Linked DNA regions of Homo sapiens: region 1 is linked to region 2. Evidence: chromatin loops called from intact Hi-C (ENCODE). Cell type or tissue: stomach. All regions are shown on one strand. Each heading gives the region's core, and the rest is flanking DNA. Links, peaks and the distances in the headings are about the cores only. Region 1 overlaps MAPK1 (mitogen-activated protein kinase 1). Region 2 overlaps PPM1F (protein phosphatase, Mg2+/Mn2+ dependent 1F).

Region 1 (5,369 bases), core at 261-5,260, 110 kb after region 2:
AATGATAGAACAAATAAACATCAGTGAAAGGAACTGTACCTTACCACAAAAGGAAAGCTTTCAAATGAATAAAGTATTAAGAATAAAGAATAGGCTGGGCACAGTGGCTCATGCCTGTAATCCCAGCACTTTGGGAGGCCGAGGTGGGTGGATCACATGAGGTCTGGAGTTTGAGACCAGCCTGGCCAACATGGTGAAACTCTGTCTCTACTTAAAAAAAAAAAAAAAAAAATTAGCTGGGCTTGGTGGCTTGTGCCTGTAGGTTGTCCCAGCTACTTGGGAGGCTGAGGCAGGAGAATCACTTGAACCCGGGATGGGGAGATTGCAGTGAGCCGAGATCACGCCAGTGCACTCCAACCTGGATGACAGAGCAAGATTCTGTCTTTAAAAAAAAAAAAAAAGAAAAGAAAAAGACATTTGAAATATCCTTGGGTCACTTGAGCCTGGGGCCCACTGGTATTTCATGTATCTTGGGGCTAGGACAGGTGGAAGCTGAGTTGTCAAGACCAAAGTACTTCTGGCTAACAGCCTGTTCCTTATGGCATTTGTGGCCACCTGTAGGATTTTTGTTGTCATATCTTCATTGAGAGGCATCAGATAAGGATACTGTTTTTTTCCCGCCCTGCAAATTTGGTTACAACTGCAGTAAAGAAGACATGAGCTATTTAGAACATACAGTTGTGTCCTTGAGGAATTTCATCTAATTGGATGGAGACTGCTTGAACAGGACCCTGCTGGGACATGTGAGGTTTGTGAAATAAGCACCCATTTCTTGTGAGCCTGCTCTTTGCCCATTTATCCAGAGCTGTGGCTCCCCTTCATTCTGAGTTGGCTGAAAGGGCTCCTTGCCTCCGGGTGACCCAGTGCACCATCCTCCCCATTCCATTCTTTCAACAAACTGCTACCTGAGGAAAAGTTATAAAAATATAAATGTTGCCATGCTTAAAGTCTGTGCTTAGCATCCTTTGGTGGCTTCCCAGGATAAAATTACGAAAATATAAATATGGCCTGGCTCTTGCTCACCCTCCAGCTTCCCCTGTCATGTCCCTGTGTGTCCGCCTCTCTGCAGGCACTCTGTCGCCCCAGGTTCCCACAGGCCTCTGCACCACTGCCCCACATCTCCTCTGCCTGGAATTTACTCTCCCTTCTCTTCCCCCTGGTTAGCCATTGGAGCCTTCTCTTTCACCCTACCCGGTCCTGCAGCCTTCAGCCTCCCCTCCCCCAGCCCCCGACCATGGCTTTCATAACATCCTGTGCCTCTCAGTTTTTCACCTGGATTTAAGTTTTTTTCGTTATCCTTGCCTTATGATCACTCTTTAAAAAGTAGTCGGCTGTACTCTTTCTGCTCCTCTCCCCATCCTCTCCATTTCCTTACTTGAACCAAAGTTACCACACATCGTCTGGTTGCATGCAGATTCAGTGAATGCTTTCCAGTTCTTACTTTTCTCAGTCTCTCCTGTTTGAAATGCCTTCCTTCTTTGTCTTGGGAAACACCACCCTTTTCTGGTTCTGCTACATGGTTAAGCAGAACTACATGGCCTCTGGAGTTGGACAACAAAGGTTCTTTTTTTTTTGAGACTAGTCTCACTCTTTCACCCAGGCTGGAGTGCAGTGGCACAATTTTGGCTCACTGCAAGCTCTGCCTCCTGGGTTCACCCCATTCTCCTGCCTCAGCCTCCCAAGTAGCGCCAGCCACCATGCCCGGCTAATTTTTTTTGTATTTTTAGTAGAGACAGAGTTTCACCGTGTTAGCCAGGATGGTCTCGATCTCCTGACCTCATGATCCACCCGCCTCGGCCTCCCAGAGTGCTGGGATTACAGGCATGAGCCACGGCGCCTGGCCTAAAGGTTCTTACTCCATTATCATTTCTTTCCACTTTCTTTAACTGATTCCTCATCCTCATGCTGCTCCTGAGTTCTGTCTTCCGACTTCTTTTCTTGAAATTCTCTCTCTGCAGGAGTGCTAATCACTGTGGCTTCTGTTAAGAATTCCCAACTTGATCTCTCTCCTGATGCTGCTGGAAGGATGGAACCGTCATCTCCTCCATCTGAATCACTGACAGGCATTCTTAGATTTTTAAATCAGGATGCTGAAAACTATCTTTGTCCCTTACCTCCACCTTCTTTTTGTACCTCCCAGACCCAGGCCCACCTCTCACGTTTATAAGGTCTAGGTCAAGAATACAAATGGAGCCCTACATACCATTAAAAAAAAAAAAAATCAACCTAAGAAACATTAAGCAGACTTTGCTCTCTCCTCCTGCCATGACAGATATGCCTTCTTTTCCTTTTTTTTTTTTTTGAGATAGGGTCTCACTTTGTCACCCAGGCTGGAGTGCAGTGGCACAATCATGGCTCACTGCAGCCTCAACCTCCCTGGCTCAAGTGATCCTCTTGCCTAGTCCCCCAAATAGCTGGGACTACAGGCGAGTGCCACCATGCCCAGCTAATTTTTGTATTTTTTGTAGAGACAGGGTTTCATCATGTTGTCCACACTGATCTCGAACACCTGGATTCAAGTGATCTGCCCTCCTCACCCTCCCAAAGTGCTGGGATTACAAGCGTGCATCACCATGCCCACACCAGGCCTAATATACCTTCTTAATGACCTGGAAGGTTGGGTTCAAATAGAAAATACTCAGGCTCCTTAGAGTTCTATGTCAGTAGTTCCGGCAGAGCAGACCTTCAGCATAGTGCTCTTCCCTTCCCAGCCACAGCACTATCCATGTGTTGTGAGCTTGAGCACGTGTGTGGCCTCCTGCCTGCACAATGTAGGTGCAATACACGCCAGCAAGCAGCTGCCCCTTTGACCACCACCTCAAGTGCACCTGCTGGGTACAGACTACACTTTTCCAGATGCAGGGAATTCCCGGGCACCTGAGGAGCATTTTCCCCGACCCCAATAACCTTCTCTCATGGGCATGGGCATGTCTGGGTGAGGGTTAGTGGCCAGTGACCACAGATGTCTCAGTCTCTTACCTCGCCTCCTGTTTCCTCTTTCTTTTCTTTGCGGTCTTGCTTTTCTGTCAGAAGCCTACTCATCCTTCAGGATAAGGCTTTTGCGGGCCTCATCTTCTTTTAATCCTTCCCTTAGTATTTGAAGTTAACCCAGCTCCTCCTTGGGTTTCAGAAGTGCTTTAATGTGATAAAAGGCAAAGTATGTTCTCTGTTCCTGTCTCCTTCTCTCACAAAATTGCAAGTTTCTTAAGAGCAGGATCATTATTTGTTTTTGCCACCAGTCCTAACATGAAGCCTCACAAATGGGAAGTTCTTGACAAGCGTGGCTTGAATTCACCAGAACTCTGTCTTCATTTCGTGTTGTTGTGGTAACCCTATCAAAACAGGAAATAAAGCTAGTTTAGCATGACTTGTTCATAATTGACTCATGCTGGTTCCCTTTCCTTCCCTAAGCAATCATAAAACATCTGTTAAATAATCTACTTCAGAATTTCATGGACTTCTACGTTTATTGATCGGTACACTTCTAGAATCTGTATCCCAATTGCCCCAGCACTGGAATGAATCATGTGGCCAAAGAACCCTGGTTCTTTTTTTTTTTTTTTAACTGCTTTACTAAGAAGTAATTGATATACAAAATATTGCACACATTTAAAGTATAAAGTTGGATAAGTTTTAATACATTATACACCTATGAAACCATCAACACAATTAGGATAAGGAACATACTCATTGCCTCCAAAAGTTACCTCATTTCCATTTGCAATCTTCTTCCTCCCATTCCCAGGCAATCCTGGGGGTAAATCCAAAGTAAACCCAGGATTACTTTGTATTTTCTATAGATGGAAATACATTTCTTTTGGTCTGGCTTCACTCACCATAATTACTTGAGATTCATCTGTGCTGCATATATCAATAGTTCATTTCCTGTTATTATCAAATAGGAATCTCATTTCCTTTTATTATCAAATAGCAGGAATCTATCTGTTTTGAGACTTGAGATGGGTGTGCTCACTTCAGACCTTAATGTCCTCCCATTCTCCATAATTTATGGGTCTTAGGATAGAATTCATCTGGGACTTGAGGTTGTGTTCATTTAAGATGACTAGACACTCTCAATATCTTGGGTTCCTCAAGGGAAGAGTATTATTATTATTATTATTATTTTTTTTTTTTTTTGAGATGGAGTCTAGCTCTGTCGCCCAGGCTGGAGAACAGTGGTGCAGTCTCGGCTCACTGCAGCCTCCGCCTCCCGGGTTCAACTGATTTTCCTGCCTCAGCCTCCCAAGTAGCTGGGACTACAGGCGCATGCCACCATGCCCAGCTAATTTTTTTTTTATCTTTAGTAGAGATGGGGTTTCGCCATGTTGGCCAGGCTGGTCTCAAACTCCTGACCTCATGATCCGCCTGCCTTGGCCTCCCAAAATGCTGGGAGTACAGATGTGAAAACCACCCCCAGCCCAGAGTATTATTTATAATTTTTGCGTCCTAATGTTAGAATAGTTCTTGATATATAGAAGGTACTAACCCAAAGCTGGATAAAAGTTTCCCCCTTTATTGGCCAGGTGTGGTGGTTCACGCCTATAATCCTAGTACTTTGGGAGGCTAAGGCAAGAGGATCACTTGAGTTCAGGAGTTCGAGATCAGCCTGGGCAACATTGTAGAACCCTGTCTCTACAAAAAAACTTTTTAAAATTAGCCAGGTGTGGTGGTGCTCACCTGTGGTCCCCACTATGCTACTTGAGAGGTTGGGGCTGCAGTCAGCCATAATTGTGCCAGTACACTCTAGCATGGGTGACAGAGTAGCCCATCTCAAAAGAAATAAAAGGGCCAGGTGCAGTGGCTCACGCCTGTAATCCCAGCACTTTGGGAGGCCGAGGCCGAGGATCATGAGGTCAGGAGATCGAGACCATCCTAGCCAACATGGTGAAACCCTATCTCTACTAAAATACAAAAAATTAGCTGTGCGTGGTGACGGGCACCAGTAGTCCCAGCTACTCAGGAGGCTGAGGCAGGAGAATCGCTTGAACCCAGGAGGCGGAGGTTGCAGTGAGCCCAGATGGCACCACTGCACTCCAACCTGGGCAACAGAGCGAGACTCCATCAAAAAAAAATTAATACTTAATTTTTTTCCCTCTTTAACATGTTTCTTTCCCCCTTAAAAAAATTTTTTTTAAGCTAGGTGCCATGGCATGTGCGTATAGTCCCAACTACTCTGAAGCCTGAGGAAGTGATCTCAGGAGTTCAGGACCGGCCTGGGCAGCATAGTGAGACTTCATCTCTCTCTCTCTCTCTCTCTCTCTCTCTCTCTCTCTCTCTCTCTCTCTCTCTCTCTGTCTCTCTCGCTTTTTTTCCCCCTGAGATGGAGTCTTGCAGTGTCGCCCAGAGCTGGAGTACAGTGGCGTGATCTC
Region 2 (5,369 bases), core at 63-5,062:
TCTCATAGAAACCTGTGGCTCACCACCCTATGGGCTGGAAGTAGAGCTTCCAATATTCCGGAAATGAGGTTTATCCTCCTCCCGCGTTCATGCTGACAATCCTTTTTTCTCTTTTGGGAAAAAAGTGGGTTCGCTGGGCGCGGTGGCTCACGCCTGTAATCCCAGCACTTTGGGAGGCCGAGGTGGGTGGATCACCTGAGGTCGGGAGTTCGAGACCAGCCTGATGAAACCCCATGTCTACTAAAAAAAAAATACAAAAAATTAGCCAGGCATGGTAGTGAGCCCCTGTAATTCCAGCTATTCAGAAGGCTGAGGCAGGAGAATCACTTGAACCCAGAAGGCGGAGGTTGCAGTGAGCTGAGATCGCGCCACTCCACTCCAGCCTGGATAACGAGGAAAACTCTGTCTCAAAAAATAATAATAAAAATAAATAAAAATTTTAAAAAGTAATGGGTCTGGCTGGGCATGCTGGCTCACGCCTGTAATCCCAGCACTTTGGGAGGCCAAGGTGGGCGGATCACCTGAGATCGGGAGTTCGAGACCAGCCTGGCCAACATGGTGAAACCCCTTCTCTACAAAAAATACAAAGTTAGCCAGGTGTGGTGGCACGCGCCTGTAATCTCAGTTACTTGGGAGGCTGAGGGAGGAGAAGTGCTTGAACCCAGAGGCGGAGGTTACAGTAAGCGGAGATCGTGCCACTGCACTCCAGCCTGGGCAACAGAGCCAGACTGTGTCTCAAAAAAAAAAAAAAAAGTAGCTGGGCGCGGTGGCTCACGCCTGTAATCCCAGCACTTTGGGAGGCCAAGGCGGGTGGATCACCTGAGGTCAGGAGTTCGAGACCAGCCTGACCAACATGGTGAAACCCCATCTCTACTAAAAATACAAAAAACATTAGCCGGGCGTGGTGGTGCCTGCCTGTAATCGCAGCTACTTGGGATGCTGAGGCAGCAGGATCACCTGAACCCTGGAGGTGGAGGTTGCGGTGAGCCAAGATTGCACCATTGCACTGCAGCCTGGGCGACAAGAGCGAAACTCCATCTCAAAAAAAAAAAAAAAAGTGGGTCCAGCCTGCATCTCATTGTCTCAGCATGCGGTCAGTGCCGGGTCTCAGGCTGTGGGCACTGTGACCACACCTCCTTCCTGGTACTTAGAAAATCTCTCCCTCCCCAGCTGATTGCCAGGGATTTGGCACCTACCCCTCTGAAACATTCTGTCCTTTTTGGCAGATGTGGCACCTTCTTGACAGCCCATCCTCAGGCTGTGTCTTTCCTTGTGTCTCTGGACACTCCAGGAAGTGAGGCCAGGATGGGACGGCTAGGGCAGAGAAAGAGGGAGCTCGGCCTGGTGTGGTGGCTCATGCCTGTAATCCCAGCACTTTGGGAGGCTGAGGTGGGCAGATCACAAGGTCAAGAGATCGAGACCATCTTGGCCAACATGGTGAAACCCCATCTCTACTAAAATACAAAAAAAAAAAAAAACAATTAGCTGGGCATGGTGGCGCGAGCCTGTAATCCCAGCTACTCGGGAGGCTGAGGCAGGGGAATCGCTTGAACCCAGGAGGCAGAGGTTGCAGTGAGCTGAGATCGCGCCACTGCAGCCTGGCGACAGAGCAAGACTCCATCTCAAAAAAGAAAAAAGAAAAAAAGGGGGAGCTCACAGGCCAAGGTCAGGGGTTTCCGTTCCCAGGCAAGTGGGAAGTACTGGGCAGTTTGCATAAGGGAGCAACAGACCCCAGACCCCATGAGAGCAGGTTGGTCTCTGTCCCTGCAGGATGTGAGGTCTAGGCCTGGGTAGGTGGGGAGGAAGCTGTGGACACCGTGGTCCTCTGACCCGGGCTCTTCTCCGCCTGTCCAGGGGATGTCTTCCAGAAGCCCTACGTGTCTGGGGAGGCCGATGCAGCTTCCCGGGCGCTGACGGGCTCCGAGGACTACCTGCTGCTTGCCTGTGATGGCTTCTTTGACGTCGTACCCCACCAGGAAGTTGTTGGCCTGGTCCAGAGCCACCTGACCAGGCAGCAGGGCAGCGGGCTCCGTGTCGCCGAGGAGCTGGTGGCTGCGGCCCGGGAGCGGGGCTCCCACGACAACATCACGGTCATGGTGGTCTTCCTCAGGGACCCCCAAGAGCTGCTGGAGGGCGGGAACCAGGGAGAAGGGGACCCCCAGGCAGAAGGGAGGAGGCAGGACTTGCCCTCCAGCCTTCCAGAACCTGAGACCCAGGCTCCACCAAGAAGCTAGGTGGTTTCCAGGCCCCTGCCCTCCCCTTCCTCCCATCCTTGTCCTTCTCTCCCTCAGAAGCCTCAGGACCCAACAGGTGGCAGGCAGTGGACAGGGTGCCCGCCCCACAGTGCTTTCCCCAGCACCCCAGAGCCAGTCGGGACACCCCCCGCAGCCCGTCCTGGTGGCTGTGGAACTGCACTGGGTGGCGGGCAGATGGTGGAAGGCAGCTTAGGAGACCTCACCAAAGAGAAGATGGACCGGCTCTTGCTCCCAGCTCCTATTAGGCCCGGGGTGGGACCAGAGGTCATAGGTGCCCAACGGCAGCCAAACCAAAGACACTGGTGTGCATGGGGCAGCATGGTTGTGCACGTGGGACCCTGGGGCGGACCCAGGAGCCAAACTCTTGAAGCACCCCCTGGGTCAGGCCCAGCAGCGGAGTGGCCAGCCCCAGTTTCCCATTGCTCCTCTCTGCGGCCAGGGCCAGGTGGGTTCATATTTACAGATATGCCCAGCCAGTCCTGGTCGGCCACACCAGTGTCCCAAAGAGGAGAGCGCAGCAGAGCCAGGGGTCTGTTCTGTAGCAGCCACCCCCCTGCCCCCACTCCAGGGCAGCCATGATGTGCTTGGGCCCACCAGGGCCTTCCGGGCTGCTCTCTTCCCTGAGCCCGGAACCGGCGACGCACATGTGTCTTTTGTTGGTGTGTTTGTTTTTTTCCAGGGAGGTCTAATTCCGAAGCAGTATTCCAGGTTTTCTCTTTGTTTTATCAGTGCCAAGATGACCTGTTGTGTCATATAATTTAAGCAGAGCTTAGCATTTATTTTATTCTTTAGAAAACTTAAGTATTTACTTTTTTAAAGCTATTTTTCAAGGAACCTTTTTTTGCAGTATTATTGAATTTATTTTCTAAATCAGGATTGAAACAGGAACTTTTCCAGGTGGTGTTAATAAGCCATTCAAGTGCCTTACACAGCTTTGAAGAAACTAGGACTGCAGTGGGCTCGGATAGGCCCATTGAGGTTTTTAGAAAAGCAGGATTTGTTTTGTTAGGGAGGCATGATTTTGGTGAGATCTTTCTGGAAGAGTTTTCCGCCTCTTTGTGATGCTGAACACCCCCAAGGTTCTCCCCTCCCCCCGCTGCCCAGGTGACTGGCAGGAGCTGCGACTGCCACGTAGTGGTGCCTGGGCCCGACAGCGGGGCTCTGGGCATCCCGGGTGACCTTGGCCCATCTGCCTGCATTCCCACCCCCTTGGGCCTGGCTGGATCCCAGGCAGAGGGACCTTGCTGCTGTGTGATTGGAACATTCCCAAATATCTTGTGAATTTGTAATCAAATTGGTCTCATTGGGAAAGACTCTTAATTAAGAGGCTCAGGCAAGCACAGAGGCAGCCCGTGGGTCTCTGTCTCAGTCTGGAGGCAGCAGGGATGCTGCTGGGAGTCCATGGCACAGGCCACAGCCCCTCACCTTGCCGCGGTGGCTGGCAGCACGCCTGCCTTGCTCTGCCCCATGCCCTGAACAGGCATGAGAGCTCCACGTCCCCTAGTGCACCCTGAGAGGGGGCTCACAAGTGACCGATCCTGGGTGCCTCAGGGAGCTCACTGAGGGCGTGCAAAGTTGAAAGTGGCAAGGCTGGGGGAGGGTGTCGGGTAGAGGGAAGAGGGCAGGGGGCTAGGGGAGGACTCAGAGGCCATCTGCAGGGCCAAGCCACAGGAAGGGCTGAGCTGGAGGTGGGCAGGGCTGCTCCAGGCAGGTCAGAGCAGTGCAGGGGGAGGAGAGGAGAAAGGGAGGAAGCTGGGCTGTGTGGTCCCCATGAAGGCATTCAGAGTCCACCTGCAGACAGCGAGAGCCCCAGGAAGGTTTGCACAGCTGTGCCCCAAGCACCTTGGCCTCCTCTCAGCTCGCCGAGGAGGCACGCTAGAGCCGCCTTCCCGGTGGGAGCCCTCTGTCCCACAGGGAGCGGGGAGCCAGCTTTGCTGGGGCCCTACCTGCATGCCCAGCCTTACCCCTCATTCTCACAGCACAGATGAGGTTGAGACCATGCAGTCAATGCATTGCTTAAGGTCTCTTATTTACAAAAAAAAACCTTAAACATAGTCGCTGTCATTCAGACATTCAGAGAATGGTTGGCCACAAACAATGACCAAGTATTGCTTGGCTTAACTTGAAGGCCTGCTGTCTCCTTCTGGGGGTCAGGGACGCAGCTCCACCCTCACCACTAGCCCACCCTGCCCGTGGGCATAACCTTGACGAAGAGAGAGAATGATTGGCATCTGCTTTTCTCTTTTCTTTGCTAATAATTCTGTTCCTGGCTGCCGAGAGTGAAGTTTCACCATGTGGAGGTTTGGCTCCTATCACCTGGTGGTCTGATTCATACCCTAGCCTGAGGCTCCACTGGAAGATCTCGCAGCCTCAGTGTATGGGAAACCCTTTCCCCAGGCTTGTCCCAGCACTGCCGCTCCCCACCCCTGAGCCAGGACCCCAGAGGATGGCCATGCCCCGTGCCTGGCAGAGGTCTGGTGCCAGCACTGGGAGCTGCTCCGCCCTTGCCTTGGGGCCGAGGGAGCCCTCGTCCACCCCTGCACAGCAGCTGGGCACAGAGGAGCGCTCTTCCATCTTGACCAGGACTGCACCAAGAAGCACCAGGTGTCTTCAGCCTCCAACCTCCGGGGCGACCTTCTCTTCCAGCCACAGTCCCATGAGGGCCCCTAGCCAGGGACACTGGTCTGTAAATTGTAATCCTTTCTCCAGCCCAGCTCTCCACTTGTTCCTTGTGTGAGCTGAGCAGGCAGTGCACCTCTGAGTGTCCCTTTTGTAAGGCCCAGGGGTTGCACTGAGTCTGCAGAGGCCGCGACCTCCTAGAACGCTGTGGGTGCAGGTGAGCCGGCGTGTCCTGGGGAGATGCTGCCAGCACACAGGGGCCCTCCTGCTGCCAGCAGGTTGGGGTGGTTAAGTCTTATTAGTGTCTATTCTTAAAATTAAGTGGGCTGGAGAAGAATGGAGCTCCACATGCCAGCACCGTATATGGAATACAAAAGCTGGGGAAGCAGGGCCTGCCTTACAGGTGTGGCTGACTCTGAGCCCAGGCCTGCAGGGGTGGAGGGCAGTCCCTCAGAATCCCAGAGGCAGTCCCAGCCTCAGAACCCAGGATAGGAA

Evidence for each region. A loop is a pair of places that touch in the nucleus more often than their neighbours do. Peaks named below come from ENCODE experiments on the same cell type or tissue, not always from the same donor. Only the 100,000 strongest peaks of a DNase experiment are listed, where the experiment ranks them.
Region 1: it touches region 2 in a loop (4-fold over the local background); 5 of 110 quality-filtered maps call a loop at or near these places.

What each region holds. Positions count from the first base shown.
Region 1 is chr22:21,814,779-21,820,147 of GRCh38, reverse strand. The region is part of intron 1 of MAPK1 (mitogen-activated protein kinase 1); the gene reads left to right. Among named protein-coding and RNA genes, the nearest start is that of MAPK1, 50 kb to the left of the region's middle. RefSeq lists a silencer at 3,285-3,404 and an enhancer at 3,194-3,488. In stomach, for the core only: no CTCF peak of the experiment used is centred there; a DNase peak (open chromatin) is centred at 3,327; H3K4me3 peaks cover 794 bases; H3K27ac peaks cover 779 bases.
Region 2 is chr22:21,919,957-21,925,325 of GRCh38, reverse strand. It overlaps PPM1F (protein phosphatase, Mg2+/Mn2+ dependent 1F), which reads left to right. Exons shown (of 8, transcript NM_014634.4): 8 at 1,855-5,369. The coding sequence ends at 2,234. Among named protein-coding and RNA genes, the nearest start is that of PPM1F-AS1, 16 kb to the left of the region's middle. RefSeq lists enhancers at 3,444-4,102, 4,764-5,369. In stomach, for the core only: no CTCF peak of the experiment used is centred there; no DNase peak of the experiment used is centred there.